Regions from separate parts of the Homo sapiens genome. Here region 1 is linked to region 2. A link is a loop called in an ENCODE intact Hi-C map of the cell type or tissue named here. Cell type or tissue: gastrocnemius medialis. All regions are shown on one strand. Each heading gives the region's core, and the rest is flanking DNA. Links, peaks and the distances in the headings are about the cores only.

Region 1 (16,280 bases), core at 4,093-12,092, 530 kb before region 2:
AAGTACAGAGGATAATACAACAAATATCCAGGTACCCACCACCCAGCATTTTTACATAGTAGCATTTGATGTTTTGAAATAAGACATAAAACATTCCAAATACCCTATCACCGAGGATCCTGCATCCTCTTCTTTTCCCAGAAGTGAACATTTCTCTGAATTTGATGCTTATTATGCCCATGCATGTTGTTATACTTTTACTACATATTTTATGTAGCTACAGCATAATATGCTATGTTTACTTTATATAGTGACCTCATACTATACATATCCTCATGCAATTTTTTAGACTCTGTTTGAGAATTATATATTTTGATTCAGGTAGCTTAAGTTTATTTTAGCTACTCAGTAGTAATGTATTCTATTAATCTACTAATATATATTTCTTGTCTATGGACATTGAGGTTATTTTCAGTTTTTTCTTTAATGTTGTAGCAAAAACTTTCACTCATTTTTCTTGTGCCTACATGGGTATACACATTGTGAACTTGACTAAACATTTGCAAAAAGTTTTCTCCGGCGTTGTACCAGCTTAGGCTCACAAGCAGCATATGAAAGTCCCAGTTGTTCTGTTTCCTCACCAAAAATCGGGGTTATATCAGTCAGAATAACTAAATTATGCTACAGTAACACAATCACAAAAATCTCAGTGTCTTAATTCAACGGTCTATTTCTTCTTCATGAAGTTTTGTTATCATAGTCACTCAGGGACCAGGGCTGATGGAGCTTCCATCCTGACACCTGCTTCAATGAAGTAGGGGAAAAAACTGACTAAAGGGCTCAAATTTGGCTCTTCCCAATTTCTGCACACAAGTGACGATATCAATTCTGCTCACAATTAGTTGGCTCACACTTGTTTTAACAAGTCTTGTGACCACATCTAACTTCAAAGAGTTCCCACTCCTACCTTTAGGATCTGAATGTCTGTGAATGATGACTGCAGGTACTGATAAACAATACTTTTTCTAGTGCAGTGAGTATGAAATAGTCTCTTTATTTTTATTTATATGTCCTGATTATTTATGAGGTTGAACATACATTCATTAAGTTTGTTGGTCACTTATGTTTTCTTTTTTGAAAATTACCTGCTTATATCCTTTGCCCATTGTCTTAGTCCATTTATGCTGCTATAACAGAATACCCCAGAGTGGGTAACTTATAAAGAACAGAAATGTATTTCTCACAGCTCTGGAGGCTGGGAAGTCTAAGCTCAAGTAACTGGCATTTGGTCTGGTGAGGGCCTTCCTGCTGTGTCCTCACAGGGCAAAAGATGGAAAGGCAAGCTAGGTAAATGCTGCATGGAGCCCTTTTCCTTCTTTCCTTCTTTCCTTCCTTCCTTTTTCTTTCTCTTTCTCTCCCTCCTTCCTTCCTTCTCTCCTTCCTTCCTTCCTTCGTTCCTTCCTTCCTCCTTCCCTCCCTCCTCCCTCCCTTCCTTCTCTTTTTTCTTTCTCTCTTTTTCTTTCTTTTCTTCTTTCCTCTCTTTCTTTCCCTTTCCTTTCCCTTCCTTTCCTTTTCCCTTTCCTTTTCTTTCGTTTTTGACAGAGTCGTACTCTGTCGCCCAGGCTGGAGTGCAGTGATGTGATCATGGCTTACTGCAGCCTTGATCTTATCTGGCTCAGGTGATCCTCCCACCTCAGCCTCCCAAATAGTTGGGACTACAGGTGCACACCACCACATTCAGCTGATTATTTTTTTCTATTTTTTATTTTTTATTTTTTTGTAGAGACAAGGTTTTGCAATGTTGTCCAGGCTGGTCTCAAACTCCTGGGCTCAAGTGATCAGCTCACCTCAGCCACTCAAAAGTATTGGGATTACAGGTGTGAGCCACCACAGCTAGCCCTTTTGCCCTTTTTTTTTTTGAGATGGAGTCTCGCTCTGTCACCCAGGCTGGAGTGCAGTGGTGCGATCTTGGATCACCGCAAGCTCCGCCTCCTGGGTTCACGCCATTCTCCTGCCTCAGCCTCCTGAGTAGCTGGGACTACAGGCACCCGCCACCACGCCCAGCTAATATTTTGTATTTTTAGTAGAGACGGGGTTTCACCGTGTTAGCCAGGATGGTCTCGATCTCCTGACCTCGTGATCCACCCGCCTCGACCTCCCAAAGTGCTGGGATTACAGGCGTGAGCCACCGCGCCCAGCCTAATGCTCATATATTATTTATCTTTTGGCCCAGTAATGCAACTTCTAGGAATTTACTATGAAGATACAACTTGACAAATATAAAACAATACAAGCATAAGACTACTCATTGTAGAGTTATTTATACACAATAGCAATAATGTGGAAACAACTCAAATGTCCATCAGCAAGAGACTGGGTTGAATAATAGGACATCAGCACTCTGGAGTATTGCACAGCTATTAAAAAAACAAGGACAGGCTTTGCACAGTGGCTCACTCCTGTCATGCCAGCACTTTGGGAGGCTGAGGTGGGAGGAAAGCTTGAGCCCAGGAGTTCAAGACCAGCCTGGGCAACATAGTGAGATGTCATCTCTACAAAAAATAAAATTACCTGGGTATGGTGGCACATCCTGTGGTCCCAGCTACTTAGGAGGCTGAGGTGGGAGGACTGCTTGAGCCCAGGAGGTTGAGGCTGTAGTGAGGTGAGATCATGCCACTCAACCTGGGTGACAGAACAAGACCCTCAAAAAAAAAAAAAAAAAAACAGAGCAAGGACAATGATGATTTCTGTGAATTGATATGGAAAGAAAGAACTATATAGAGCAAGATAATTTTGTTCAAGAAATACAAACAAGACTCTAATAGATTCTCTTTAACAGTACAGTCCATTTACTATTTCAGTTAACAGTATGTTTACATTAGTCCAAAAACAAATATATGTATTTATTTTTGCAAAAAGAAACAGAGATGTAGCTGGGCATGATGGCTCACGCCTGTAATCCCAGCATTTTGGGAGGCCGAGGTGGACGAATCACGAGGTCAGGAGTTCGAGACCAGCCTGGCCAACATGGTGAAACCCCGTCTCTACTAACAATACAAAAAATTAGCTGGGCATAGTGGTGGGTGACTGTAATCCCAGCTACTCAGGAAGTTGAGGCAGGAGAATTGCTTGAACCTGGGAGGCGGAGGTTGCAGTAAGCTGAGATTGCTCCACTGCACTCCAGCCCAGGCGACAGAGTGAGACTGCATCTAAAAAAAAAAAAAAGAAAAAGAAACAGAGATGTACCAAAAATAATGAACTAGGTTATCTCTGGGGGACAGAGGAAGGAATAGGTGGAAGGGATAGAGCTGAGGAAGCTAGACTTTTCTAAGCATAACTTTTTACATAGTTTTGACTTAAAAAAATTTTAACTTTGAAATTATAGATTAAAACCAGGTGTGGTGGCTCATGCCTGTAATCCCAGCACCTTGGGAGGCCGAGGTGGGCAGATAGCTTAACTCAGGAGTTCAAGACCAGCCTAGGCAACATGGCAAAATCCCATCTCTACAAAAAATACAAAAATTAGCCAGGCGTGGTGTTGTATGCCTGTAGTTTCAGCTACTTAGGGGGCTGAGGCAGAAGGATCCCTTGAAACAGGGAGGTCAAGGCTGCAATGAGCAGAGATCGTACCACTGCACTCCAGGCTGGGCAACAGAGTGAGATCCTGTCTCAAAACAAACAAAAACAAAAAAATGTGACTTGCAAAATAATGCATTGGAGTTACTGCTCTCTTAATACAAATGCTTTGAATTGTGTCTCTGCTTGTCACCCCTGGCCTCTTTTACACCCTGGGGCAATGTGCCATTGTTAGACAAGGAGGATATGTATACCTTCCTTTTGGAAAAAGGATGACTGTAAAAGCAGAAATAAGAAAAGAGAAGCTGTGCCCACAACACTAACATGCTTTTAGGCAAGTCAATTTTAGGAAAGAGTTTATATGAAACTGAAGATCTGGGAATTGATCCCTTAAGAACAAAGTCTGAGTACCCTTTGAAGTCCACTGGTATACCCGTGCCTTTTTGCCTACTCCTTTTTATTCTTACAACCTACTCCAATTGCACCTCTGTCTCCACAACTCAATTGAACATACTTTACAAAGGCCATCAATGACATGCACATTGCTAAACATACACAAAAAATCATGAGCAAGTAGTTACAAGCTTTAGGACAGATATAAAAAGAAATTCTAACGCAGAAATTTTATCCAAAGTTTCATCCATTTTATAATCAATATTAGTAAAAAAGACCAAGACACATGGGCTGGGTGCGGTGGCTCATGCCTGTAATTACAGCACTTTGGGAGGCCGAGGTGGGTGGATCACCTGAGGTCAGGAATTTGAGACCAGCCTGGCCAACAGGGTGAGACCCCATCTCTACTTAAAACACAAAAATTAGCAGGGCATGGTGGTGCACACCTGTTGTCCCAGCTACTTGGGAGGCTGAGACAGGAGAATCTCTTGAACCTGGGAGGCGGAGGTTGCAGCGAGCCAAGATCACGCCACTGCACTCCAGCCTGGGTGACAGACTGAGACTCTGTCAAAAACAAAAACAAAACAAAACAAAAAGACTTAAGACATGGAGTACATTAGTTTAGGGACAGGTCTCCTGATCTAGCCGGCTCCAAGCAGGAGTGAGATAGTTGTGCAGGGGTGCATTTAAGCAAACCTGGCTGGTCCATTTTCTGAACTAGCCAGTCCACTAGAATTTTGATGAAGCATCTCATCAGGTATGGACATGTTGACTAAGAGTCAACTCTGTAAAATGTTTGAAGAGATTTATTCTGAGCCAAATATGAGTGATTATGACCCGTGACACGGCCCTCAGGAGGTCCTGAGAACATGTGCCCAAGGTGTTCGGGGCACAGCTTGGTTTTATACATTTTAGGGAGGCATGAGACATCAATGAAATACGTTTAAGAAATAACATTGGTTTGGTTCAGAAAGATGGAGCAACTCAAAGCAGGGATTTCCAGGCTATAGGTAAAGGTAAACATTTTCTTTTTTTTTTCTGTGATGGAGTCTCACTTTGTTGCCCAAGCTGGAGTGCAGTGGCACGATCTCTGCTTACTGCAACCTCTGCCCGCCGGGTTCAAGCAATTCTCCTTCCTCAGCTTCCCAAGTAGCTGGGACTACAGGTGCATGCCACTACGCCCGGCTAAATTTTTGTATTTTAGTAGAGACGGGGTTTCACCATGTTGCCCAGGCTGGTCTCGAACTCCTGAGGTCAGGCAATCTGCCCGCCTTGGTCTTCCAAAGTGCTGGGATTAGAGGCATGAGACACTGTGCCCAGCCAATTTAAACATTTTCTAATTGACAAATGGTTGAGTTCACAATTGTCTGAAGACCTGGGATCAATAGGAAGCACATGTTCAGGTTAAGATAAAAGATTATAATACTTCAAAAGGTTCTTTTGAAGTCTTATAATGGCTACCCTTAGAGATGATAGATGACAAATGTTTCCTATTCAGACCTTTAAAACAATGCTAGACTCTCAGTCTCTTCAGGATTGGGAGGGCCTGGAAGAAAAAGATCTAGCTGTGTTAATAGAGATTCTTTACAGATGCATATTTTCCCCCACAAAGCACAGCTTTGCAGGACCATTTCAAAATATGGCAAAGAAACATGTTTTGGGGTAAAATATTTTGACTTTCTTCTTTGTCACATGTCATGCCAGAGTCAGACTGGAAAGCAAGTCACCATATATAGGGTTAAATAAAACTCATCTGATGAGAATTTATGGTTTGTTGGGCATGACTCCCCAGGCCCCTTAGATAGGAATTTGGGCCAGATTAAAAAAAAAAAAAAAAATCAAAGCTTAGTCCTGAGGCAGCTTCTGAAATGGTGGGAAAAAATGTGAGTTTTGAGGAAACATTTGGTTCAGCCATTGTTCTTAAGAGATACTGACATTTCAACCTACTATAAAGAGGGAAATTTAAAGTATTAAAGTATTAATGAGTTGGTAGGACCCGCTTTTCTTTTTTTTTTTTTTTTTAATTCACTGGCCCCGAAAGAAACTTCTCTGTCAGGCCACAATATAACCAGATACCAGACACACGAGATGTTTTGGAGGGAGGGTGGTGGAGCCAAGATTGCAGCTCCTTATTGAGGAAAACAGTCCTCAGAGATCCAGAGTCATTTCTCCTGTGTTCAGCTTGAAAACCTTGGGCAACTTCTGGAGATTTCAACGTCTCACAGAGTGCGGAAACATGACTGGCGCAGCATCCTTTCCGGAATTGGTGATGTCCTTCCTGTAAGGGTTGATTTTCCATCTCATCAACCAAATCGGGAAAGCCGCAGCATCCTTTTCTCCAAGAATGACAGGTGGTTTATCTCAGGCTTTTCTGTCCCGGCGCCTTTCTCTCCAATGCAGTCTATGGAATATATATATAGAGAGAGAGCGTGAGAGAGAGAGAGACGGAGTCTCGCTCTGTCGCCCAGGCTGAAGTGCAGTAGCGCGATCTTGGCTCACTGCAAGCTCCGCCTCCCGGGTTCACGCCGTTCTCCTGCCTCAGCCTCTCGAGTAGCTGAGACTACAGGCGCCCGCCACCACGCCCAGCTAATTTTTTTGTATTTTTAGGAGAGATGGGGTTTCACCGTGTTAGCCAGGATGGTCTCGATCTGCTGACCTCGTGATCCGCCCGTCTCGGCCTCCCACAGTGCTGGGATTACAGGCATGAACCACCGCGTCCGGCCTGGAATATTTTAAAATATGCAGATTATTAACCCCGACACTTTTGAAAGTCCTTTGTAACCAACTTCCTCCTCAATATAAAATATTAATGTAATTTGGCCGGGTGAGGTGGCTCACGCCTGTAATTCTAGCACTTTGGGAGGCCGAGGCGGGTGGACTGCCTGAGCTCAGGAGTTTGAGACCAGCCTGGGCAACACGGTGAAACTCCGTTTCTACTAAAATACAAAAAATTAGCCGGGTGTGGTGGCGCGCGCCTGTAATCCCAGCTACTCAGGAGGCTGAGGCAGGAGAATTGCTGGAGTCCGGGAGGCGGAGGTGCAGTGAGCCGAGATCGCGCCACTGCACTGCAGCCTGGGGAACAGGGCGAGAATCCGACTCTTTAAAAAAAGAGAAAAAAATTTAAGTAATTTAATTTTTTATTTTTTTCCGCCCCCGCCGTCCCGCCCCTAGCATTAATTTTTAAAACTCGCTTTAGACACCGTTTGGAGGGGGCCAGGTGCTGAATACCTGCTGATGTAATGCAGTGATTTTTTGTTTGAGGGCCACAGGAAGACCCCTTGTGGCTGTTGTACTGGCATTCCCTCTTCATAGCAGGGATGGTGCCTCTGGACATTTTCCGACAGCAGGGATCGTTGGGTGAGGTTAGCAGCGCCAGCCCGGGTTAGCGGAAGCAGCCTTCAGGTCTCCTAGGAGAGCAGGTTTATGAGCATGCGCAGCGGATTTTCCGTTAGGGAAGCCGATGGGGCGCGGCTCCTTGGAGCATGCGCACACAAACTTTCCGCTAGGAATCAAGCGAGCATGCGCACACAGATGTTAGGGTTCGGGCGAGCTATTTGGAGCCTGCGCAGTCAGATCCGAGGACATGTTGACGTCGTCCGAGAGTCTTAAAATCCTGCTCTGGCCGGATTCCAGACTCGTGGGGGAAAGGCTGGTATGTTCGTTTTATAACAGGAGTTTTAGCGTCATCTTTTGTCCTTGGATAAGTTTTTCCAAATATAAATATATTAAATATTCATTTAAAATATCTAAGAATTAACAGGCAGCAGTGCATTAGACAAATGGGCGAAGTACTGGGGTACCAAGTTCACAGAAAAATAGTAGTTAAAAATAGACTTTAAATATATGAAAAGATGCTTAGCTGCATGTTTTTGTGTTTTTTATTTATTTATTTATTTTTTTGAGATGGAGTCCTGTGTTGCCCAAGCTGGAGTGCAGTAATGCAATCTCGGCTCACTGCACCCTCCGCTGCCCGGGTTCAAGTGATTCTCCCACCTCAGCCTCCCGAGTAGCTGGAATTACAGGCAGGTGCCACCACGCCAGGCTAATTTTTATATTTTTAGTAGAGATGGGGTTCACCATGTTGGCCAGGCTGGTCTCGAACTCCTGACCTCAGGTTATCGGCCTGCCTCAGACTCCCAAAGTGCTGGGATTACAGGCGTGAGCCACCGCGCCCGGCCTGTTTTGTATTTTATTTTTTCTGAGACAGGTGGCACGATCACAGCTCACTACAGCCTCCACTTCCCAAGCCCAAGCAATCCTCCCACCTCAGTTTCACCAAGTGCTAGGATTACAGGCCAGCTTCAGTTTTAATAAAAATGCAAATCATCATGATTGGTGAACATTGAAACGTTTGGTAATATACTCAATATAGGAGGGTGTCAGGAAAACAGGTGCAGTGTTACAGTGCTAGTAGGAGCAGAATGCAGCAATCCTTAGTGGTTATCAAAACCACACTGAATAATATTTGCATTTTGATCCAACAATCCCACTTTGGGGAATTTTGCCTCCAAATACACTTGCATACATGTAAAGTAATATGTGTATGAGATTATTGATTGTAATAGCAAAAGGTTGTAAACTACGTGAGTATCCATCAGAAGACTGATATTATAAACTACAGTACATACACACAATGGAACATTATGCAGCTATGAAAAAGAGTGAGGAATCAGTTCCCAACATACTAATGTGGAACCATCTCTAGCATATCTTACTAAGCGAAAAAAGCCCAGGTGCCAAACAGTGTATAAATTATGCTTTTTGTGTAGAAAAGGATAAATGAGAGTCATATGATCCTTATTTCCACATAAATTCTGGCAATATACTCAAGAAACTAATAGTCATGGTTTCTTATGAGATGGAGGGTAGGACTGAGATAGGGTGAGAGACTTCTCAATGTATTCCTCATTATAATATATTGAATTATCTGAATGCTGTTCATTAAAAACAAAAATAACACTACAATAACTTTTTTTAAAAAAGCTAGAAACATATAATATTAAAAAAGGGGCCAGGTGCGGTGGCTCATGCTTGTAATCCCAGCATTTTGGGAGGCCGAGACGGGCAGATCACGAGGTCAGGAGATGGAGACCGTCGTGGCCAATGTGGTGAAACCCCGTCTCTACTAAAAATACAAAAATTAGACTGGCGTGGTGGCGCATGCCTGTGGTCCCAGCTACTCAGGAGGCTGAGGCAGGAGAATTGAATCGCTTGAACCAGGGAGTCGGAGGTTGCAGTGAGCCGAGATGGCGCCACTGCACTCCAGCCTGGCGACAGAGCAAGACTTCGTCTCAAAAAAAAAAACAAAAAACAAAAAAACTGGAGGCTGGGTGTGTGGCTCACACCTCTAATCCCACCACTTTGGAAGACTGAGACAGGAGGATTGCTTGAGCACAGGAGTTTTGAGACCAACCTGGGCAGCATGGTGAAAACCCACATCTACAAAAAGAACATCAACAACAAAAAACCTCCAAATTAGATGGGAGTGGTGGTGGGCGCCTGTAGGCCCAACTACCCGGGAGGCTGAGGTGGGGGGATCGGTTGAGCCCAGGAGACAGAGGTTACAGTGAGCTGAGATCCTGCCACTGCACTCCAGCCTAGGCAACAGAGGAAGACTCTCAAAAAAAGAGAAAGAAAGAAAAAAAGGTGAAATTATGGGAGATTTTTCCTTTCCTTTCCTTTTTTTTTTTTGACAAGGTTTTCTCTGTTGCCGAGACTGCACAATGGCGCCATCACAACTCACTGCCCAGGCTCAAGCGATCTGCGGGCCTCGGCTTCCCAAAGTGTTGGGATTACAGGGGTGAGCCACTTTTCCCAGACAATAATATTATTTTACATGTTTTTACACACAAAAGAGTTTTCTTGGAATAACAAGAGTTCATCCAAAGTGTTTTACCAATTTCCATTTCCATCTGCAGTATCGAAAACCTTCCTCTTGCTGCATGTCCTCACCAGTTCTTAGAATTGACAGACTACTTTTTTTTGTCAATCCTGTGGTATAAAATATTACCTGATTTTGTTTTCACTTTGCATTTCTGTGATAATTAGCGAGGTGAGCCTCTTATATTTATTGCCCATTCGTCCTTTGTCCTTTGAGAAGTACCTTTTTTCTATTTTGCCTTTCCCTTTTTTATAGGCGTTTTAAAAATATTCTATACGTTGATCCTTTAAAGATTATTTGTGTGGCAAATATTTTCTACCAGTCTGTGGGTTGCCTTTTTGTTTGTTTTTTGTTTGTTTTGAGACTGAATCTTGCTCTGTCGCCCAGGCTGGAGTGCAGTGGTGTGATCTTGGCTCACTGCAACCTCCGCCTCCTGGGTTGGAGCAATTCTCCTGCCTCATCCTCCCGAGTAGCTGGGACTACAGGCACATGCCACCACGCCTGGCTAATTTTTTGTATTTTTAGTAGAGATGGGGTTTTGCCATGTTGCCCAGGCTGGTCTCAAACTCCTGACCTCAGCTGATGCTCCTGCCTTGGCTTCACAAAGTGCTGGGATTACAGTGTGGGTTGCCTTTTAACATAATTTCTGTTTTGTTTTTAACTTTGGAAAGGAATATATATGGAATATATATATTTAAATATATGTATTATATATAATATATAAAAATGTATATGTATTATATATATAATATATAAAAATATATATGTATATATTTTTTAGATGGAGTTTCGCTCTTGTTGCCCAAGCTGGAGTGCAATGGTGCCATCTCGGCTTACTGCAACCTCCGCCCCCTGGCTTCAAGCAATTCTCCTGCCTCAGCCTCCTGAGTAGCTGGGATTACAGGTGCCTGCCACCACGTCCAGCAAATTTTTATATTTTTGGTAGAGATGGGGTTTCACCATGTTGGCCAGGCTGGTCTCGAAATCCTGACCTCAGGTGATCTACCTGCCTCAGCCTCCCAAAATGCTGGGATAACAGGCATCAGCCATGCACCTGGCCTGGAAAGGAATATTTTAATAAAATTATTTTTATTGTTTTACTTGTTTTGGAAATAGAGGATAGTTTTTTAACTAATTTTAAAATCTGACACTAATGTTTATTACTCATTTGGATATCCTCTTGCGTGAAATGCCTGTTCAAGACTTTTGCCCATTTTCTATTGTCTTATTGATTTACAAGAGTTCTTTATATATTCTGAGTACATGTCCTTTGTATATGAATAGTGTTTAGCTTGTCTTTTGTTTTTTTGAGATGGATCCTCGCCTTGTCACCCAGGCTGGAGTGCAATGGCACAATCTCGGCTCACTGCAACCTCCGTCTTCCAGGTTTAAGCGATTCTCCTGCCTCAGCCTCCTGAGTATCTGGGATTACAGGTGCACAACACCACACCCCGCTAAGTTTTGTATTTTCAGTAGAGACGGGGATGTTGATAATAGGGAGGCTATGCCTGTGTCGGGGCAGGAGGTCTATGGGAAAACTCTGTATCTTCTGCTATATTTTGCTCCGAACCTAAAACTACTCTAGAGAAATAAGGTTTTCAAAACAAACAAGAAGTCCTCCACAATCTGTCTAACCTCCTGGTACAAACATGAGCGCAGATGAGCTTCAAGGGCAAGGTGAAATTCACAAACATTGCTTCAGATATGAAGCCTAACTACGGAGACCAAAAAATATCTCCCCTCTGACTTCAAGCATGGCTTGTGTATCTGTATTCAACAAGAATAACGTTTTTGTGGGGGATTAGAGTCGGGAGAGTGAGTGTGGTTTTCTCCAGAGTGGGAGTTAACCAGTATGTAGGAGGAAGGGTGTTTCAGGGCCATAGATGTGTCCTGCTATAACTTTGTAGTCCTGGATGCTGTAATAAGGCCTCCTGCAGACCTTCGTTCTATTCCACAGCTGCCCGGGGTGTTTATAAAAGTGCAACTTCAAGGTTTATTCCAGAGCTAAAGTCAGAAAAACTTTTGGCCCTTCTCTGTATCTCAGCACTTGCAAGGCTGTCCTGGTCCAAGGTAGAGAGTGTGCAACTGAAAATAGGGACGCTGTGGACTTTCTGGGCCAAGTTCCCCGTCTAGATGTTGGGCGCCTTTCTTTTTTTTTTTTTTTTTTTTTTTTGAGACAGTTTCGCTCTGTTGCCCAGGCTGGAATGCAGTGGCACAATCTTGGCTCACTGCAACTTACGCCTCCCAGGTTCAAGCAATTCTCCTGCCTCAGCCTCACAAGTAGCTGGGATTACAGGCATGCACCACCACGCCTGACTAATTTTGTATTTTTTTAGTAAAGATGGGGTCCTCCATGTTGGTCAGGCTGGTCTCGAACTCCTGACCTCAGGCGATCCGCCTGCCTTGGCCTCCCAAAGTGCTGGGATTACAAGCATGAGCCACCGCACGTAGATGATACCGGGTTTCTTGATGGGGGAGCCCAAAAGAGGCATCTCAAAGGTAATTTTCATGAAGGCAGATTTGAGTAAACAGAGGAAGTGGCTTAGTCTACTTCTTGTCCCTGTTTGGAGATGGCCTTTCCCGGGACTAGGTAGGTGTTATGGTCATGTTGCATAATACTGGGTCTGCAAAGATCGCCGAATGGTTGATGGAAGAATACTATAGCAAGTCATGGATATTCTCTGTAGGGCCAGGTGCTGAGGGTTGGTGAAGTTGTCCTTTGGGGTTAGATCTCAGTTCTCCCTTAGGCCAAGAGTCAGTAAACTAAAACTCAGCCACATTCCTCTGATCCAAGTTCTGTGCCCCAGGGATCTAGGACTCCTGGGATGGAGGTGCACCTGGCCTTAAGTTTTCTTTTAGATTCTAGTGAGGTCTTGGCTATCCAGGATTGCTCCTAACACTAAGAGCACCTCCAGCAAGAGTATAGCTGGCATTACTGTATAAACTCCCCTTCATGGGAAGCCTAGCTCTTGAAGGTACTTCTTGATCTCTATAAAAGAGGAGTGAGAGCCACAGTGAGTCCTGCACTAACAGGATCATCCTGCGATGTTGAGAGGGAAAATGGGCCTCCTGGACAGAAACACTGAGACACCTTGGGGCCTGCTGTAAGATCCACATCGGTCCCCCTCCACATGTTCCTTTATGCCCACATATAGTCAGTCAGATGCAGCTACAAGAGGAGACATGAGAGGCTCAGGAAAACAAAGCTGACTGTCCTCACAGGCCCTAGAAACAGGAGGCGCTGCACACCACATAGGGCCAGTAGGAAAGCCCCACAGCATGGAGCAGGAGGTAGAGGGGGCAAGAACTACAGGAGAGAATAGCTCATCACTTTTGTTGGAGTTTATGAGGAAAAGGCAAGGGAGGGCAAGCTAAACATCTCAAGATTGGCTACTTTGAATAGTTTCAGGGCTCTACTTGGCCTAGGGATGCTGGAGGCAGAGGAATGTTGTCTCCTGAGGTGTGCTGGCCAGATGGAGTAGACTTGGCTCTGGATTGGTTAGTTTCATATCAAAGGGATGCCACAGGCTGCACCCTTTGCTTTCACTAAGAATTGGCTGGTCCCAGGAGGGGCAGCCTCAGCTAGAAAGGTTTTTAAGATGTCAAAACAGACTGGGTGCAGTGGCTCACGCCTGTAATCCCAGCACTTTGGGAGGCCGAGGCGGGAGGATCACAAGGTCAGGAGTTCAAGACCAGCCTGGCCAAGATGGTGAAACCCCGTCTCTACTAAAAATACAATCATTAGCCAGGTGTGATGGCAGGTGCCTGTAATCCCAGCTACTTGGGAGGCTGAGGCAGGAGAATCGCTTGAACCCGGGAGATGGAGGTTGCAGTGAGCTGAGATTGCACCACTGCACTCTAGCCTGGGTGACAGAGCAAGACTCCGTCTCAAAAAAAAAAAAAAAAAGATGTCAAAACATTATAATATACAGAAAATCAAAATATATAAATACAGGCTATACTAGATACCTATTGCTGCATAACAAGTGACTCCAAAACTTAGCAGCTTAATTCAAACATTTATTAACTCTTAGCTTCTGTGAGCTTGGTGATCCTGGCTCAGGGTCTTTCTAGAGGTTGCAGTCAAGATGTTAGTCTAAAGTAATCTGAAGACTCATTTGGGGGAGAATCCATTTCCAAGCTTCTTCACATGGTTATTGGCAAGAAGCCCTAGTTCCTCCCTGGCTGTTGGAAGGAGGGAGGGCTCAGTTCTTCAGCATGTGAGTCATTCCATGGGCTGCTTGAGTGTCCTTACAACATGGCAACTGGCTTCTCCCAGAGCAGGTGACCTGAGAGAAAAGGCAAGGAGGAAGCCACATTTGTTTTATGACCCACTCTCGGAACTCACAGACCCTCACTTTTGCTTCATTTTAGTCATTAGAAGAGATTTACTACTATAAATCCAGTCCACACTCAAGGGAAGGGAGGAATATTAAAACCATCACAAAGTCCAACACCAAATTGATCTCCACAAATTCAGTCCAGGTACATTGTGGCAAAGGCCACCCTGCCCTGGTTTGCCACAGATCCAGTGATTTCAGTCTCTTAGAGACAATGGCATTTAAACCATGAAGCTTCTCCCTTTTGTGGATTAGAGGTGTGAGATTTCTGGCGCATCATGGTGAGTCTCATTTGGAGTCTGCACAAAGTTGAGGCTCCCAGGTCTCCCAGGGTCAGGTTTTCAGAAGGCCATACTTTAAAGGCTGGGGGTAGAACAACGAGTGGTTTAGGAAATGCAGGACGGGGATCCTGCCAACACCGGTTTTTGGAGTGGACTCTCTCCTTAAAGCTACCTGGTAACCTGACTGTGCTGTTTACTAAACATTACCAAGCATGTCGGGCGCGGTGGTTCATGCCTGTAATCCCAGCACTTTGGGAGGCCGAGGCGGGCAGATCACGAGGTCAGGAGATCGAGACCATCCTGGCTAATATGGTGAAGCCCCATTTCTACTAAAAATACAAAAAATTAGCCAGGCGTGGTGGTGGGCACCTGTAGTCCCAGCTACTCAGGAGGCTGAGGCAGGAGAATGGCGTGAACCCGGGAGGCGGAGCTTGCAGTGAGCCGAGATCATGCCATTGCACTCCAGCCTGGGCAACAGAGTGAGACTCCATCTCAAAAAAAAATTAAAAAAAAAAGCTGGGGCCGGGCGCAGTGGCTCACGCCTGTAATCCCAGCACTTTGGGAGGCTGAGGCGGGCAGATTACCTGAGGTCAGGAGTTCGAGATCAGCCTGGGCAACATGGTGAAACCCCATCTCTACTAAAAATACAAAATTAGCTGGGCGTGGTGACACATGCCTGTAATCCCAGCTACTCGGTAGGCTGAGGCAGGAGAATCGCTTGAACCTGGGAGGAGGAGGATGCGGTGAGCCAAGATTGCGCCATTGCACTCCAGCCTGGGCAACAAGAGTAAATCTCCATCTCACCAAAAAAAAAAAAAAAAAAAGCCAGGCGCGCGCGGTGGCTCGCGCCTGTAATCCCAGTACTTTGGGAGGCCAAGGTGGGCGGATCACCTGAGGTCAGGAGTTTGAGACCAGCCTCAACATGGAGAAACCCCGTCTCTACTAAAAATACAAAATTAGCCGGGCGTTGTAGTGCATGCCTGTAATCCCAGCTACTCGGGAGGCTGAGGCAGGAGAATTGCTTGAACCTGGGAGGCAGAGGTTGGGGTGAGCCGAGATGGTGCCATTGCACTCCTGGGCAACAAGAGCAAAACTCCGTCTCCAAAAAAAAAAAAAAAAAACAACATTACCAAGCATCATTATAAATGAAGGGAAAATAGAAGTGAGGACAGAGAGGAGGAAGACAATTTAAAATGTTTCAGTAAATCAATAGTAGAAGGATAAAGATGTGAAATTTATTTATTTATTTTTTGAGACGGAGTCTCGCTCAGTCACCCAGTCTGGAGTGCAGTGGCGCGATCTCAGCTCACTGCAAGCTCCTCCTCCTGGGTTCATGCCATTCTCCTGCCTCAGCCTCCTGAGTAGCTGGGACTACAGGCGCCCACCACTACGCCTAGCTAATTTTTTTTGTATTTTTAGTAGAGACTGGGTTTCACCATGTTAGCCAGGGTGGTCTCAATCTCCTGACCTCGTGATTCACCCGCCTTGGCCTCCCAAAGTGCTGGGATTACAGGTGTGAGCCACCGCGCCTGGCCAAAGGTGTGAAATTTAAAATGTATAAACTGGGCGCGGTGGCTCACGCCTGTAATCCCAGCACTTTGGGAGGCCGAGGTGGGCAGATCACCTGAGGTCAGGAGTTCAAGACCAGCCAGGCCAACATGGTGAAACCCCGTCTCCACTAAAAATATAAAAATTAGCTGGGCATGGTGGTGCACACCTGTAATCCCAGCTACTCAGGAGGCTGAGGCAGGAGAATCTCTTGAACCTGGGAGGCAGAGGTTGCAGTGAGCTGAGATCGTGCCACTACATTCCAGCCTGGGTGACAGAGCAACACTCCGTCTCAAAAAAAAAGAAAAAGAAAGAAAAAAA
Region 2 (16,280 bases), core at 5,100-13,099:
ATGATCTTTCACCTGGACTACTGTAATAGCTCCCTAGTTTTCATTTTCTTTTCTTTTCTTTTCTTTTTTTTTTTTTTTGAGACGGAGTCTCGCTCTGTTGCCCAGGCTGCAGGGCAGTGGTGTGATCTCAGCTCACTGCAACCTCCGCCTCCCGGGTTCAAGCAGTTCTCCTGCTTCAGCCTCCCGAGTGGCTGGGATTACAGGCAAGTGCCACCACACCCAGCTAATTTTTGTAGTTTTAGTAGAGATGGGGTTTCACCATGTTGGCCAGGATGGGCTCGATCTCTTGACTTCATGATCCGCCCACCTTGGCCTCCCAAACATCTGGGATTACAGGCGTTTGCCACTGTGCCTGGCCTCATTTTCATTCTTGTTCTTTCCAGTTTATTCTCCACATAACAGCTGGAGTTTTCATAAAAATGAAAATGTGATCATGTTGTTTCTCTCTTACAACTTTCCAGTGGCTTCTCATTTCTTGTCGGAGAAAGTCTAAAATCCTTAATGCGATCCACAGGCCCTGCATGATTTGACCTCCACGTGCATTTCCAGCTTCATTGTGTACCCTCTCTTGCTCACTTCCCACAGTCCAGCTCACAAAGGCCTTTCAGTTCCTTGAGCGTGATAAGTTTCTCCCACCTCCAGACTTGGCACGCGCAAAAGTTCTTTCTCTATCTCTCTGCTTAGCTAACCTCATCCTACTTAACCTTTGCATTTCAGCTTCTTACTCACTTCCTCAGGAAGACCTTCCCTAACACCTCAGACAAGGTGTTATATATTCTCATTGCACCTTCTTCTTTTCTTTTATAGTCCTTTTCACCACGGCATGCTTAAATATAACCATTTATACCATTTTTTAAAATTGCCTGTCCTGCTGGATTGTGAATTGGTCTAGTACCTGGTACATAGTCAATTCTCAAGAACTATTCATTAAATACATTAATATAAAGTATTATAATATATTGAGGACAGAAGAACTGCATTCCTGGGGTGTTTTTTGTTTGTTTTATTTATTTATTTTTTTTAAAAGGAGTCTTGCTCTGTGGCCCAGGCTGGAGTGCAGTGGCGTGAGCTTGGCTTACTGCAAGCTCCGCCTTCTGGGTTCAAGCGATTCTCTTGCTTCAGCCTCCTGAGTAGCTGGGATTACGGGCACGTGCCACCATGCCCGGCTAATTTTTGAATTTTTATTAGAGATGGGGTTTCTCCATGTTGGCCAGGCTGGTCTTGAACTCCTTACCTTAAGTGATCCACCTACCTTGGCCTCCCAAAGTGCTGGGATTACAGGCATGAGCCACTGCACCCAGCCACATTCTTGAGTTTTTATATAAAAAATCTCAAGTTCTGTGACTGCACAATCATGAGTGAGTGGTGTCTTTGCAGGGGAAATATGAAATGATACCAAAGCAAACAGATTAGAAAATGGGCACATATTATTACATCAGATAATAAAGTATTTGACATTATCTACTGAGGTCATGTCAAAAGGACTCCAGAGCTAACCTGAAGATGCTCCCATTGGCCAAAGATGGAACAAGCTGTATAATAAGTGCAATAGATAGAGACATATCAAGTATGTTTATCTTACAATGATATCAAGCAAATTCAAACTCAGAGTTAACCTTCTGGAGGATGGTGGGGAACTAGCTTATTCTTTTGAAAACTGGCAAAAAAGAGAAAAAATCAAGCATTTATTTTGCCTTTCCTACATTAACTTTACCTCCATGTAACTGAATAGTTAATGAGGGAAATTGACTTTTTAAAGGATGCATTCCAGGTAATAAATGAAGAAAAATGATAGAATTAAATCAGCACAGTTTTGCAACCTAGATTGCATTAACAGATCTAGCCAATGATTATCAATAACTGATGACATCATTATCTGGTACTTTAACTGAATAGAAGTATACGATACAATGTATAAAATGTCTTGTAAGAAAAGAAAAAGTGAAACCTGAATCTGATCAAGACTCTAGGTCTAACTCCCATTTACAGAAAATAAAGGAGACAGAGGAACATGTTGTTTTATACCACAGGGATGCAATGAGCAAAGTCTAGACTCTGAGAAATTACAAGACAGAAGACTTGGTTTCTTCTACAAAAAGCTGTGAGGAGTAAAAGGAGATATAGAAGAGGATGTAAAGATTTAAAGACTTAAAAAGATGTATCAACCATGTGTGTTGTATGGACCTAGTTTTTTAATTTATACATTTCAAAAATTTGTATTTCTTAGGGATGGGGGGTCTCTCTCACTGTCACCCAGGCTGGAGTACAGAGGCACTATCATAGATCAATGTAGCTAGCCTCAAACTCCAGGGCTCAAGTGATCCTCCCAACTAGCTGGGACTACACATCCGGGCCACCATTCCCTGCTAATTTTTTTTTTTTTTTTGAGACGAGATTTCACTACATTCCCCAGTGTGGTCTTGAACTCCTGGGCTCCAGTGATCCTTTTGCCTCAGCCTCCCCAGCATCTGGGATTACATGTGCAAGCCACTGTGCCCAGCATGTATGGACCTTATTTGGATGCCTGGATTTTTGAAGACACTAAGGAGTTATTGGATTTTTAATTTGTTATTATGGTATTATGCTTAACATTATTTTAAAAGAGCATCCCTATCTTTTAGAGATACATAGGGAAATATTTACAAATGAAATTATGTGATATCTGGAATTTGAGTCTAGTTAATCCTGGGTGGAGAATGTGGGTAGGGGAGACAAAGACACCAAGATAGCCTATGAATTGAAAATTGTTAAGGCTGCTTGATGAGTTCTTGGAGATTGACCCTATCAATCTGCTTCTTTTACATAAGTACAACAAGTCAAAATTTAAAAAATTAATAGAAGCAGGACGGTGGCCACGGACATCAGAATCCACTAAGGACTGTGTAACAACTCACCTGCTGACAAAATTAATAGAAAAGAGAAAGACAGCATTGCTCCTGGCCTTCAATATATCAGACTCAGAGCTAATGCCAAAATTCCAAGAAGCATTTTTAAAAGCAACACAAATCTGGTGTTGAATGTCTACATCTTGACAGTTTGAGGCTTGAAGGAGCAGTTGTTCCTCATGGACGGTGGGGAGCCACAGGCAGAGCTGACTTTAGAAGCTCAGGGCGTTTTGTCCTGGTTGCATCCAGACGATCCAGACAGCAGGGACAGGAAGTAATGACAACAAAGACTTATTCCATTTGAGTATTGTCCTGTAGTACTTGGATTTCCAAGAAGAAACTTGGATTCAGGGCAATCCTTTTTGCCCAAGCCTTTTTAATTTTTGGCTCTCGTTCCAGCGCTCTCACAATAATGAGCAGCACAATTCATGAGAGTAAACTGGATTTTTATTGAATGAAAGTAAAGAACACAACTATTCAATGTAGACCAGAGCTCTCCAGTAGAACTTTCAATGATGATGGAAAAGTTTTATCTGCACTGTAATATGGTAGCCACATATGGCTACTGAGGACTTAAAATATGACTAGTGTGATTAAGAAACTGAATTTTAAATTTTATTTAATTTTAACTATTTTAAGTCAAAGTCTCCTGTGGCTAGTGGCTACGGTACTGGAGAGCACAGTTTGACTGTATGTAATATATATAGTAATTGCTTCCTTAATACTTTCTGTTGTTAACTCCACCACAAAGAATGCCTTATTCCTGTTAGCTGAACAGGTCAGTCAACATTAATTTTAGTAGACATTCTTCTCCTATTCCTATTCCAACTCCTATATTTAAAAAACCACCCAACCCCCCAAAAACAAAAAACAAAAAAACTAAAGATTTTTGTTTTCCCTTTTCCATAAATCCTCCAGGAGACAAATAGGTGTATGCAATAGTGCTGAAAAGGACTATTTATCTATTTAACAATCTGCAAATCTGGCAGCCCCCAGAATGAGGAGAGGTTCTGAGCAACTCCTGAAAGGGTCTAATCCACACTTTCCATCTTACATAACATATTAATGTAACAAATATTTAATGAGAAGCTACACTCCCAGCCACTGTGTCTATTGACTGTAATGGATGCTGTAGTACGCTGCCCAGATATCCTCCATCAGGAGGAAGGCACTCATTCTCCCCGCAGCTGGGTGTATTGATCCTAACACCTCCAACTATGGGGATCATATCTCAACATGAGGTTTGAAGGGGACAAACATCCAAACCATAGCAGGGATATAAAAGCCAGACCCACTTGCTGAAATTTGTGACAACCCTGATAGGCCATTCCAGGCCCAGAGCTCCCCATGGGATGGCCGAGGCCTTTGTTGCAACTATATTTTCAACTTGTCCCTTTGCCCATCCAAGCCCCTAGAGTTATTCCCAAATCCACATCTCCATTACAGACAGACCTGATTCCAACCCTCAAGGAAATTATACTGTTCTGGCAGGGGTGCAGAAATTGAAATCCAGAGAAGTTTAAGGACTAGCCCAATGTCAGGCCGCTTATTCATGGCAGTCAGGACCAGAATCCATTTTCCTGGCATTCGGTGTAGCGCTCTTCCTACTGTACCATGTGGCCTTATTAATAAAGCACATTGCACCAGGAAATCTCAATCTGCCCTTGGAACCTGTATTAAGGGAATAAGATATCTTTCTAAAATGTTAAGTTGGGCAATAGACAAATTGACTCCACTGGGAGCAGCACTTCTCTCTTTCTCTCCTTTTAGGGAAATGCTTCCCTCCTCCTCTAAACACAGGATCCTCAGGGAAGTTTCTCTTTTCTTATATTTTTAAAATAAAAAAAATCTAAATACCTTTTTTTTTTTTTAATAGGGTCTCTGCTACTCAGGCTGGAGTGCAGTGGCACGATCACAGCTCACTGCAGCCACATTCTCCTAAGCTCTGGAAGATCCTCCCACTTCAGCCTCCTGAGTAGCTGAGACTACAGGCACGCACAACTATGCTTGGCTAATTTTTGTAAATTAGCCAAGACAGGGTTTTGCCATGTTGCCCAGGCTGGTCTTGAACTTGTGAGCTCAAGAGATCTGCCCGCCTCAGCCTCTCAAAGTGGGATTACAGACGTGAGCCTCTGCAGCCAGCCAACTTTCTTCTTAAATAGCCCAGATCCATTGACCACAAGGGTTGGTTGCGAGGTGGGTGCCAATCCTAGTAACCTGACCATTGATGGTCCAGAGATGGGCACATGACCCAAACCAGGTCAATCAGTACCTTTCCCAGAGTTATTCTTAAACTACAGCCAAAACTTAAGTAGGCACTGTCATCCTGGTGGGAAGATAGGAGAATGTGAGGTTAGTGGATAAATTGTCACCTTGGGAATAAGTTGGGTTGAAAGAGACTTCCCTGGAGAGGGAAGTGAAGAGAGAGAGGGATGGGAAGTCCTGATAGCAATGTGTCCCTCTTTCAGACATCCCTAAGGCCAGTGCCTCTCTCACCCTACCTAAGAACTTAATTATCTGAGCAAATGAATTTTCTCCTTTTTGCTTAAGCCAGTTCAATCTTTCAATCTGGATTTCTGTCCTGTTGTCCTACCACCTTAGCAAATTGATCCCAATTTTCCTTTTTGCCTTGTCATCTGTGTTCTGCATACTCCTTTTTATATAGCTTGCATTCATTAACATAGAATTTTGTATTCTGCTTTTTCATGTGCATTTACTTCATTCATATTTTCCCACAGATGACACGATGGCCATAAATTAGTAATCCTGACAAGTTAATATACCACAATCTACTTAACTGCCTCCCAACTATGGAATATTTAGGCTTTTTGCTTTTTATCCTTATTATACTTAACACTACAATGACCAAATCGGTGTACATAGTTTCATTCTTCTGTTGAATTAATTCTTAAATATCCAAGAGTAGGATTGCTGAGTTCAAGCGTATAAACACTTTCATGGTTTTTGACAGAAAAGTGAATAATTTTTACATTTGAACATTTGGAAAAAGTTTGTTTAGATGTCAAGTGTAGAGAAACTCTCAGTGTTTGTTTGTTTGTTTTAACAGGTCTTGCTCTGTCACCTAGGCTGGAGTGCAGTGATGTGATGATAGCTTGCTGCAGTCTTGAACTGCTGGGCTCAGGGGATCCTCCTGGTGCAGCCTCCCAAGTAGCTGGGACAACAGATGCGTGCCATCACACCAGGCTTGTTTTTGTTTTTGTTTTTGTTTTAAATTATTTGTAAGACAGAGTCTTGCTATGTTGGCCAGGTTGGCCTTGAACTCTTGGTCTTAAGGAATCCTCCCACCTTAGCCTCCCAAAGTGCTGGGATTATAGGCATGAGCCATCGTGCCTGGCCAGAACTCTGCGTTTAAAGTTGAGAGCCTTGGGTCATGCCCTCCTGCCCTGCTTTCAGCCCTGGAGTAATTGCTGCTGTTGCTCATCCAGAACATGCATCCAGGTGAGAAGAAGCATCTGAGGGCCATGGTAACTGCTGTACTGAATTTTTGCTTTGCTCAGGAGTGGAGATCCAGAGTTTGGTGTCGGGCTTTCACAAAGGAAAGGGAGGTAGGGAGGGGCCAGATGCACCAGAAGGGGGTTTCAAAATACCAAGTTCTCCCTATCCACAGCCAGACTCAGAATCTCATGAAGGTGAGTAACCCCTCCACAAGGGATTGTGGTAACAAGTCTCTAATAACTCTTATTATAGCTTCCCATCACACCTTGGATTTTTCCTTCATAGCACTTATTATTGCAAATTATTTTTTTATTTTTTTTTTTTTTGAGACGGAGTCTCGCTCTGTCACCCAGGCTGGAGTGCAGTGGCACGATCTTGGCTCACTGTAAGCTCTGCCTCCCCGGTTCATGCCATTCTCCTGCCTCAGCCTCCCAAGTAGCTGGGACTACAGGCGTCCGCCACCGTGCCCAGCTAATTTTTTTTTGGTATTTTTAGTACAGACTGAGTTTCATCGTGTTAGTCATAATGGTCCCAATCTCCTGACCTCGTGATCCACCCGCCTCGGCCTCCCAAAGTGCTGGGATTACAGGCATGAGCCACCGCGCCCGGCCAATAATGAATTCTTAAGAGGGTGTTAATTTAAGGATTACTTCAGCAGAAGGCAAAAGCTATCCACATTATATTGTCTGTAAGCTCCCTGAGAGCAGGGATTCGTGTCCTTTTTGTTCACCCCTGCATCCAAAGTACCTAAAAAGGGCTCGATACATAGTAGGCACTGAACAAATATTTGTTGGAATGAAGAAATAAGTGAATTAACATAATAAAAGGAATGAGATTAACTATTAGTAGCTGGGACCACAGGCACACACCACCATGCCTGGCTAGTTTTTGTATTTTTAGTAGAGATGGGGTTTTACCATGTTGCCCAGGTTGGTCTCAAACTCCTGAGTTCAAGCGATCTGCCCACCTCAGCCTCTCAAAGTGCTGGGATTACAGGTGTGAGCCACCACGCCCGGCCTTAAAATTCTTAAGGAAGTTTATTTGTGAGCATTTCCCCAATGCTGATATATATTGATGTTAAATCAGCCTTTTGCATATTTTATAATAAAAGACTAACATATCCAAATAAAAAGATTAATTCACAGAGACTTTTTCTGACTGTGTAAGTGAGAAATTATTCTGGCGTTTAGTCAGCCAGATTAGAAAGAGCTCTAGATTAGGAGTCTAGATTAGCTGAGATACCTAGTTCTTATTCCAGCGCTGCTCTCAAACAACCTGCTAGATCGTTAGGAGCCTTTCTGAGCCTCTGGGACTTCTTTTTTTTTTTTGAGATGGAGTTTTGCTTTTGTCGCCCAGGCTGGAGTGCAGTGGCGCCATCTTGGCTCACTGCAACCTCCAACTACCAGGTTCAAGTGATTCTCCTGCCTCAGCCTCCTGAGTAGCTGTGATTACAGGCTCTCACCACCATGCCTGGATAATTTTTTTGTATTTTTAGTAGAGACAGGGTTTCACCATGTTGGCCAGGCTTGTCTCGAACTCCTGACCTCAGGTGATCCACCTGCCTCGGCCTCTCAAACTATTGGGATTACAGGTGTGAGCCACCACGCCCAGCCAACCTCTGGGACTCCTTATATTGGGCGAGAAGATTGAATTTAAAAGACTACTAATAATTGCTACTAGTGGGATAGCCAGTGGTGCTTTTGTGAAAGCACATTTAGTATCTAAGAATGGCATAAGTAGCTGTGAACATGAAGAACTGGTTAATACATTCATTGCTGTGGCTAGTACAGTCTTGAGATCATTACAGGGAAGTGGATGCTAAAATACAAAGTTCACATTTCATGAACTTGAATCATGATTGCTCTTTGGCTGAGCAATTCAAAAGGCTCTCTCAGAACAGGTTCAGTAAAGCCCACTTATATTTAATGCTGCTGGAGAAGAAAAGTGAAATGTCATGAAAGATATACTGAAATTAACCCAAGGCAGACCCTTTGCTATTTGCAGGTCTATAGTAGGACCATTTTACTTACTAGCTTTGTTCTGTGACCTTATAAGTGTCTCTTGAGCTTCCAGCACTCGATTTTTCCCTCAGATACATTTCCCCTGTACTGCTTATCTTGTAAAATTAACTACTGTGTAACAGATGTATGAGCCAAAGCTAATTTTATGAGAAACTTGAGTGAAAGGAAATCAATCTTTCAAGGTCCCTGAAGTCCTAAGATCATAAAGAAAAGGCTAAAGAAGTAGTTTCTGGCTTTTTGCTTTTGATTTCCTTCTTAGTTTCAGTTTTCTTTTTCTGAATCTCTCTCCCCAGATCTTCCCTGGCATATATAGATGCTCATAAACAAAACAATGACAAACACTGGGCTGTTAGAAAGGTCACAGCCCTGGCTGCCAAAAGACACAGTCAGGCTTGCTTGTTAGTGGAAATTTACAAATGATAATGCGCTGCCACTTTTGCTTTAAGAGCTACTCCCACTTGGGGACCTGAAACTGTAGTCTCCAACACAGCAAAAATTGACTAATTATTTGATTTACCGGGAGGAGCCCTACTGATCAAGTTCATTTACAGTTATTAGTTCATTCTACACACTGTCACAGTTTACTTTTGGCAACCACAGAAACTTAGTACTTTCAAGTGGCAAAAATTATATTATTGTTGAGTTACAAAATCATGGGCTATCCCCATTACCGTAAACCTAATCTTAACTCATGCTGAAGTTTAAAATTCTAAATTGTTTTCAGTTTTCCTCCTGGTTATGAGATTTTGTGTGTGTATGTGTTATGTAAAACACAAATCTAATGACTGTTTTGAAAAGATCTAGGCAAAGGGTCATGACAACAATTCAGCTATTTAGCACAACTCTCTGTAAACAAATCACCAGAGAAAGGCTTAAAGTGAAGTAATAATTCCGGCTCATTGTCAGTGAATAAACACCAGACAGCTATAGACATGTTTAATGCATTCCTGCACTCTCTTCAAATACAAATTAATACAAAATAGCATTTTGTGACTTGAAGTAATTGCCCACATGGCTGAGCTGTGTATCTCCAGGAGCTGAATAATTTAAGCGTGGATTTATGTATGGAACATGCAATGCTCTGAATAAATATTTTGAAATGAACATTTATTTCACAGAAGAGGCAAGGAAAGTGGAGAATAAATGCTGGCAAGGGAGACACTAGACACAAGTGACAATAGTGCAAGCCAAACTGTGCTCTGCTAGAGGTGTAAACAAACTACCGCCTCAGCACCAAGGAGGGACAATTTAATTCAGATGGGAGCACAAGCATCCCAGAGAAAGGGAAGTCATGCCTGGGCTTCCCGGGAAGATGAGTATTATTTTGATTAATACAGGAGGAGGGAAGACATTCCAGTGAGAGGAATGGTGGAGGGAGTGAAATAGAACGAAAAGCATCACCTAGGATAATTCTGGGTGAGGGAAGGGTGGATGGGAATGGTAGAGGTGAAATTGTGGGGCTAGGGGCTCATTTTGAAGAGCCTTGAATGTTGTCCTAAAAAGCATGAATCCATTAAAGAAAAAAAATTTTCTTGATGACATTTTTGTATCATTTTTTAAATTGAAAAATAAATAAGGCTGGGTGCAGTGGCTCATGCCTGCAATCCCAGCACTTTGGGAGGCCGAGGCGGGCAGATCATTTGAGGCCAGGAGTTCAAGACCAGCCTGGGCAACATAGCGAAACCCCATCTCTACCAAAAATGCAAAAAAATTAGCCAGACATGGTGGCACACACCTGTAATCCCAGCTACTCGGGAGGCTGAGGCAGGAGACTAACTTGAGCCTGGGAGGCAGAGGTTGCAGTGAGACGAGATCTTGCCACTGCACTCCAGAATGGGCGACAGAGTGAGACTCCGTCTCAAAATAATAATAATAATAATGATGATAAGAATAATCATAAACATAAACATTTAAATACTATGAAAAGTAGTGAAAAATACTCGGAGAAGTAAAAAGTTAGTTTTTTTTTCTTTTTCTGTCTTTATTTTTTATTTTTGCCTTACAGATTTCTAGGAATATAAAAAAGTTTTTTATATAATAATTCCAGGCCCGGCGCAGTGGCTCATGCCTGTAATCCTAGCACTTTGGGAGGCTGAGGTCAGGAGTTCAAGACCAGCCTGGCCAACATGGGGAAACTCTGTCTCTACTAAAAATACAAAAATTAGCCAGGCATGGTGGCAGGCGCCTGTAAACCCAGCTACTCGGGAGGCTGAGGCAGGAGAATTGCTTGAACTTACAAAAAATACAAAAATTAGCCGGGCATGGTGGCACACACCTATAATCCCAGCTACTTGGGAGGCTGAGGCACAAGAATTGCTTGAGCCTGGGAGGCGGGGGTTACAGTGAGCTGAGATTGCGCCACTGCACCCCTGCCTGGATGACAGAGTGAGACTGTCTCAAAAAAAAATGTGTATATATATATATATATATATACACACATTATATATATATATATAAATATATATGTATATACATGTATATATATATATACGTGTACACATATATATATATATATATACACGTGTGTGTGTGTATATATATATATATATATATATAATGAATTCCACAATTCCAGAGATAACCATTGTTAGGGCAAATGAGTATTACTAAAATTTATTTTATTTTATTTTATTTTTTGAGTCAAAGCCTGGTTCTGTCATTGAGGCTGGAGTGCAGTGCCCCTATATTGGCTCACTGCAACCTCTACCTCCTGGGCTCAAGCCATTCTCCCATCTCATCCTCCCAAGTAGCTGGGCCTACAGGCACATACCACCACACCCAGCTAATTTTTGTATTTTTTGTAGAGATGGGGTTTTGCCATGTTGGCCAGGCTGGTCTCTAACTCCTGGCTTCAAGTGATCTGCCTGCCTCAGCCTCCCAAAGTGCTGGGATTACAGGCGTGAGCCACTGTGCCTGGCCTTGGAATTTTAATAATTATTGCTACATTTCCCTCTAAAAAGTTTGTATCTATTAATACCCTCACCAATAGTGGATGAGGTTGCTTGTTTTCCCACATATTTGCCAACATTGGATATTTTCATTCTTTTAAATCTTTGCTGGCCAGGTGCAGTGGCTCATGCCTGTACTCCCAGCACTTTGGGAGGCCGAGGCGGGTGGATCACCTGAGGTCAGGTGTTCAAGACCAGCCTGACCAACATAGTGAAACCCCATCTATACTAAAAATACAAAAATTAGCTGGGCATGGTGGCTCACGCCCATAGTCCCAACTACTCAGGAGGCTAAGGCAGGAGAATCGCTTGAATCTGGGAGATGGAGGTTGCAATGAGCTGAGATCACATCATTGCACTCCAGTCTGGGCGACAGAGCAAGGCTGTCTCAAAAAAGAAAAATCTTTGCCAATCTCATGGGAGAAAAATAACATTGAGCATCTTTTCATTTTGTGATGACCATTTGATTTCTTTGCCCCTAGTTTGAAATGTTCCCTTTATCATAACTCACCAGTGCATCCCCAGCAGCTAGCACATAGGAAGCTCTCAATAAATCAAGGAATGATCTATTGCTGCGCTTTTGAAGAAAAAAATGGCATGATCACGTCTGTGTTTTAGACCACTGTGCTGATGACAGTATAGAGAAAGGGCTGAGAACAGAAAACCATTGAATTCATGGTTTAATGTTGAAAGAAAAACTTTAGGCAAAGTCAATTTAATAGAGTATAATTGAGCAAAAAATGATTCACAAATTGGGCAGCACATCCCACCCCCAACTATGATAGGTTTAGAGAGACTTCTGGGGTGCCACGTGTTCTGACGGGATTTATGGACAGAAAGAGGAATGTGACACAGAAAATGGAAGTGAGGTACAGAAACAGCTGGATTGGTTATAGCCCTGATGGTTGTCTTACTTGAGCGCTGTTTGAACAGCTGGCCACCTGTGATTGGCTGAAGTATGGTTCTGTGATTGGTTGAGACTCAGCTCTTTGTTACAAGTGTAGTTTACAGTCTATTTACACATCTAGTTAGGTTTAAGTTCACTGTATGGTGTAAGCTTTTGGCCAAACTTAAAATACTTAAGAAGCTTTAGTTAAATTTAATCTATCATACCATAGTCAGAAAATCATTAAATTTTTTCAGGAAAGAAATGGCAAGTGCCTTACTTAGGGTAGTGCCATGGGGATAAAAAATGGGAATGGCTATGGAGCATGAGAGGTGTGGAATTGAGAAAGCTTGGTGCCCATTTAAGCAGGCAAGAGGATGAAAGTCAAAGATGTGTTAAAGAAGACTGGGGTTTCTAGCATCAAGGAACAAAATTACAAATTTAAAGATCTCAGTTGGCTTTGTTTGAGATTCTAGAATCAGGCAATATTTTATTCCATAAAATATAGTAGGTGTTTGGATTGAAACTGGCCTAATTGTCCCATAAAACTGATGTTTATGATTTCTTTTGAATAAACATAGAAACTGACACTCACAGTCTTAAAACTTGAGAAAGTTACATTTGTCTTATCTGAGTTCCTTTCTCAGGAAACCAACCATCAGGCCTCCCATATAGTACCAAGGAGCTGAAAGTTACCAGATCATTGCATCTGGACAAAGAGACTCAAGACTTTTTACCCATCATGATTGCCTAAATGACAACCTGCTTCCTGTTGACCAACTTATTTTCCTTACCTCTGCCTAATTCCTGTGTTTTGCATATAGTTACATTTCTTCCCTGCTACAGAAACCTCTGATTTTAGTTGGTCAGGGAGATGGATTGAAGACTGATCTCCCATCTCCTCAGATGCAGGACTTGATTCAAAGCCTTCTTCCCTGGCAATACTCAATGCCTCAATGATTGGCTGTCTGTGCACCAAGCAGCAGCACCTAGACCAAACCCTTGGCGTTTTAGTAGCATGCATGATAAGCTGAGCAGAAGAGATTGGCTTTATAGACAGAGAAAGGCTGAAGAAAGCGGAAGAGAGCAGAAGCAAAGAACACAGAATATTAGTTATTTCAAAGCAACTCTTCTTATAAGGTGGGAACAGGAGGCTAAAACAACAGAAAAACAGCTTATTAATGTCAGATTACATCAGGCTATTTCTTTTGTATAAGGATTAAAGCAGAGGGAACTTCATTATCATGTGGATTGAAGATTGAAACTGGCCTGTTCGAGGAAATTGGCTGTTATCTCTTTCTCCTGCCTTCTAGGAAGGTGAGATAAAAACTTAGTGTGGGTTTGATGACTTAGAACTTTAGCATGGGTGACTCCATTTTTTTTAGCCTTGTCTGTTGGGGCCTAGTACAGGAGCTTAGTCCAAAACAATGGCTTCCAATAATTTTTATTTCTACTAGCTTGGGTGGTTGAGTGTTTTTTTTTTTTTTTTTTTTTTGAGATGGAGTCTTGCTCTGTCACCCAGGCTGGAGTGCAGTGGCACGATCTTGGCTCACTGCAAGCTCCACCTCCCAGGTTCAGCCATTCTCCTGCCTCAGCCTCCCGAGTAGCTGGAACCTCAGGTGCCTGCCACCATGCCTGGCTAATTTTTTGTATTTTTAGTAGAGATGAGGTTTCACCGTGTTAGCCAGGATGGTCTTGATCTCCTGACCTCGTGATCCGCCTGCCTCGGCCTCCCAAAGTGTTGGGATTACAGGCGTGAGCCACTGCACCTGGCCAGTTGAGTGAATTTTGATATAGTTAATGGAAATATGGAACCCATAATGAGACCTACCTTCTCCTATCCTACTGCTTGTGATGTTGTTCTCATTTCCTCTTGCTTTAATTATGATAGTGTCCCATCAGTTTCCTTATTTTGCATCTCTGATGTATACTTTTCCACCGGAGTCCTCTGCCTGGAAGTGTGTTCAAGTTGCCCCTTTCCTCAACTACACTATTATTGTAGTCTTTTCTTTATTACCTCCATTGCCTCACTTTTTTTTTTTTTTTTTGAGATGGAGTCTCGCTCTGTGGCCCAGGCTGGAGTGCAGTGGCACAATCTTGGCTCACTGCAAGCTCCGCATCCTGGGTTCACGCCATTCTCCTGCCTCAGCCTCCCAAGTAGCTGGGACTACAGGCGCCCGCCACCATGCCTGGCTAATTTTTTGTATTTTTAGTAGAGATGGTGTTTCACTGTGTTAGCCAGGATGGTCTGGATCTGCTGACCTCGTGATCTGCCTGCCTCTGCCTCCCAAAATGCTGGGATTACAGGCGTGAGCCACTGTGCCTGGCCCCTACCTCACTTTTTTTAAACCACCACTCATCATACATTAATTCATCCACTTATTTATGAATATTTATGGAGAGCTTTCGATGTGCTAGTGTTAAATTAAGTTTAGCCTAAAGCTGTCTCTTTACATATTTTATTTTATTTATTTTTTGAAACAGGGTCTCACTCTGTCACCCAGGCTGGAGTACAGTAGCGGCAACATGGCTTACTGCAGTTTTGACCTCCCAGGCTCAGGTAATCCTCCCACCTCGGCCTCCCAGGTAGCTAGGACCACAGGTGCATGCCACTGCACCTGGCTAATTTTTTGTAGAGATGGGGTTTTGCCATGTTGCCCAGGCTGGTCTCACATTCCTGGGCTCAAGGGATCCACCCACCTCAGCCTCCCAAAATGCTGGGATTATAGGCATGAGCTGGCACACTCAGCCATATTTACATACATTAAAGGTTTCTCTGTACATAGTGAACTGTAATCTAACTGGATGTGTAAACAGACCATAACTGAAACTGTCTTTGCAAAGATTATGACAGAGAAATCTGACATGGCTGACTTGATCTTGCTTCTATCCTCAGGCTGGCTATGTCTGCTCATTCCTGGACATACGGCAAGCTAACCATGGGAATAATTTAGTATATTTATTTACTTATTTATGTTTGAGATAGGGTCTTACTCTGTTGCTTAGGCTGGAGTGTGACTTCCCCAGTTGCTTCTAGAGATAACATCACTATTGTGAACCTAAGATTGGTCTTTTGAGATGTATTTCAGACTTTTGCATTATGGCAACTGACTGACCCCACCCAGACTTGTGACTGTTGACCCAGCTGGTCCTGTGGCCCCCTACCCTGAGGTGGACTCGGCACACAAGGACTCTTTTCCACAACCCTGTGATTGCATTCCTAACCAGTCAGCAGCACCCATTCCCTAGTCCTTTGCCCACCAACCTATCCTTGAAAAACCCTAATCTCCAAGCCTTTGTGGAGACTGATTTGAGTAGTAACTCTATCTGCCATGTGGCTGGCCTGGCATTAATTAAACTCTTTCTCTACTGCAATACATGGCCTCAGTGAACTGGTTTTGCCTGTGTGATGGGCAGGGAGAATCCATCAAGTGATTACATAACCTACTCTGGTGCCAATCACCAAGTGTTGGCTAATCAAAGGTGGCCAGCTGTTCAAACTGGGTTCAAATAGGGCAAATGCCAAGCTGTAACCAATCTGTTTTTGCACCTCATCTGTACCTGACCTTTCTTTTTCTGTCCATAAAACTTCTTTGTCCAAGCAGTAGCACCAAACCCTCTCTGAACCTGTTCTGGTTTGGGGGCTTCCCAATTCATGAATTGTTCTTTGCTCAATTAAATTCTGTTAAATTTAAGTGTTGAAGGTTTTTCTTTTAACACTAGTTATGGTTCTAGGGTTTGGGGAGCACCAGCAAATAAAAGAGGCAACAATCTCTGCTTTCTTGGAATTCACATACTGTTCTACTTACTCCTTATTTCCTTTTATGTACTTCCACCATTTTCCTGGAATTTTTATTCTGAAGGTTGATGCTGACTTCAAGATCATTAAATCCAAGAGTCATTTCTTGGTCTCTTTGTGTTGACCCACTCTCTTTTCCTTTAGCTTCTTTAACTCTTGTCTCCACCTCTTCTGCTCTTCTTTCTATTCCCTGGATGCTTTATTTATGTTTCCTTCTCTGCCTTTCCTTCATTTGTTTCCCCCATCTTCCTACTCATGTTTCAAGGACCGAAGCCATGCTCACAG

The links. A loop is a pair of places that touch in the nucleus more often than their neighbours do. Peaks named below come from ENCODE experiments on the same cell type or tissue, not always from the same donor. Only the 100,000 strongest peaks of a DNase experiment are listed, where the experiment ranks them.
Region 1: it touches region 2 in a loop (2.8-fold over the local background); 3 of 110 quality-filtered maps call a loop at or near these places.

What each region holds. Positions count from the first base shown.
Region 1 is chr2:61,137,636-61,153,915 of GRCh38, forward strand. C2orf74-DT (C2orf74 divergent transcript) reads right to left here and starts at 7,340. Exons shown (of 2, transcript NR_036496.1): 1 at 7,138-7,340; 2 at 3,957-6,310. C2orf74-AS1 (C2orf74 antisense RNA 1) reads right to left here. Exons shown (of 2, transcript NR_183879.1): 2 at 13,798-14,079. LOC105374759 (a long non-coding RNA gene) reads right to left here and starts at 2,549. Exons shown (of 3, transcript XR_940137.1): 1 at 2,512-2,549. It also overlaps a transcript of SANBR not described here and a transcript of C2orf74 not described here. RefSeq lists enhancers at 6,553-7,474, 7,169-7,518. In gastrocnemius medialis, for the core only: no CTCF peak of the experiment used is centred there; a DNase peak (open chromatin) is centred at 7,406; H3K4me3 peaks cover 1,523 bases; H3K27ac peaks cover 1,124 bases.
Region 2 is chr2:61,662,524-61,678,803 of GRCh38, forward strand. No RefSeq gene overlaps it. Among named protein-coding and RNA genes, the nearest start is that of XPO1, 130 kb to the left of the region's middle. RefSeq lists an enhancer at 8,471-8,710. In gastrocnemius medialis, for the core only: no CTCF peak of the experiment used is centred there; a DNase peak (open chromatin) is centred at 8,738; H3K4me3 peaks cover 1,380 bases; H3K27ac peaks cover 3,299 bases.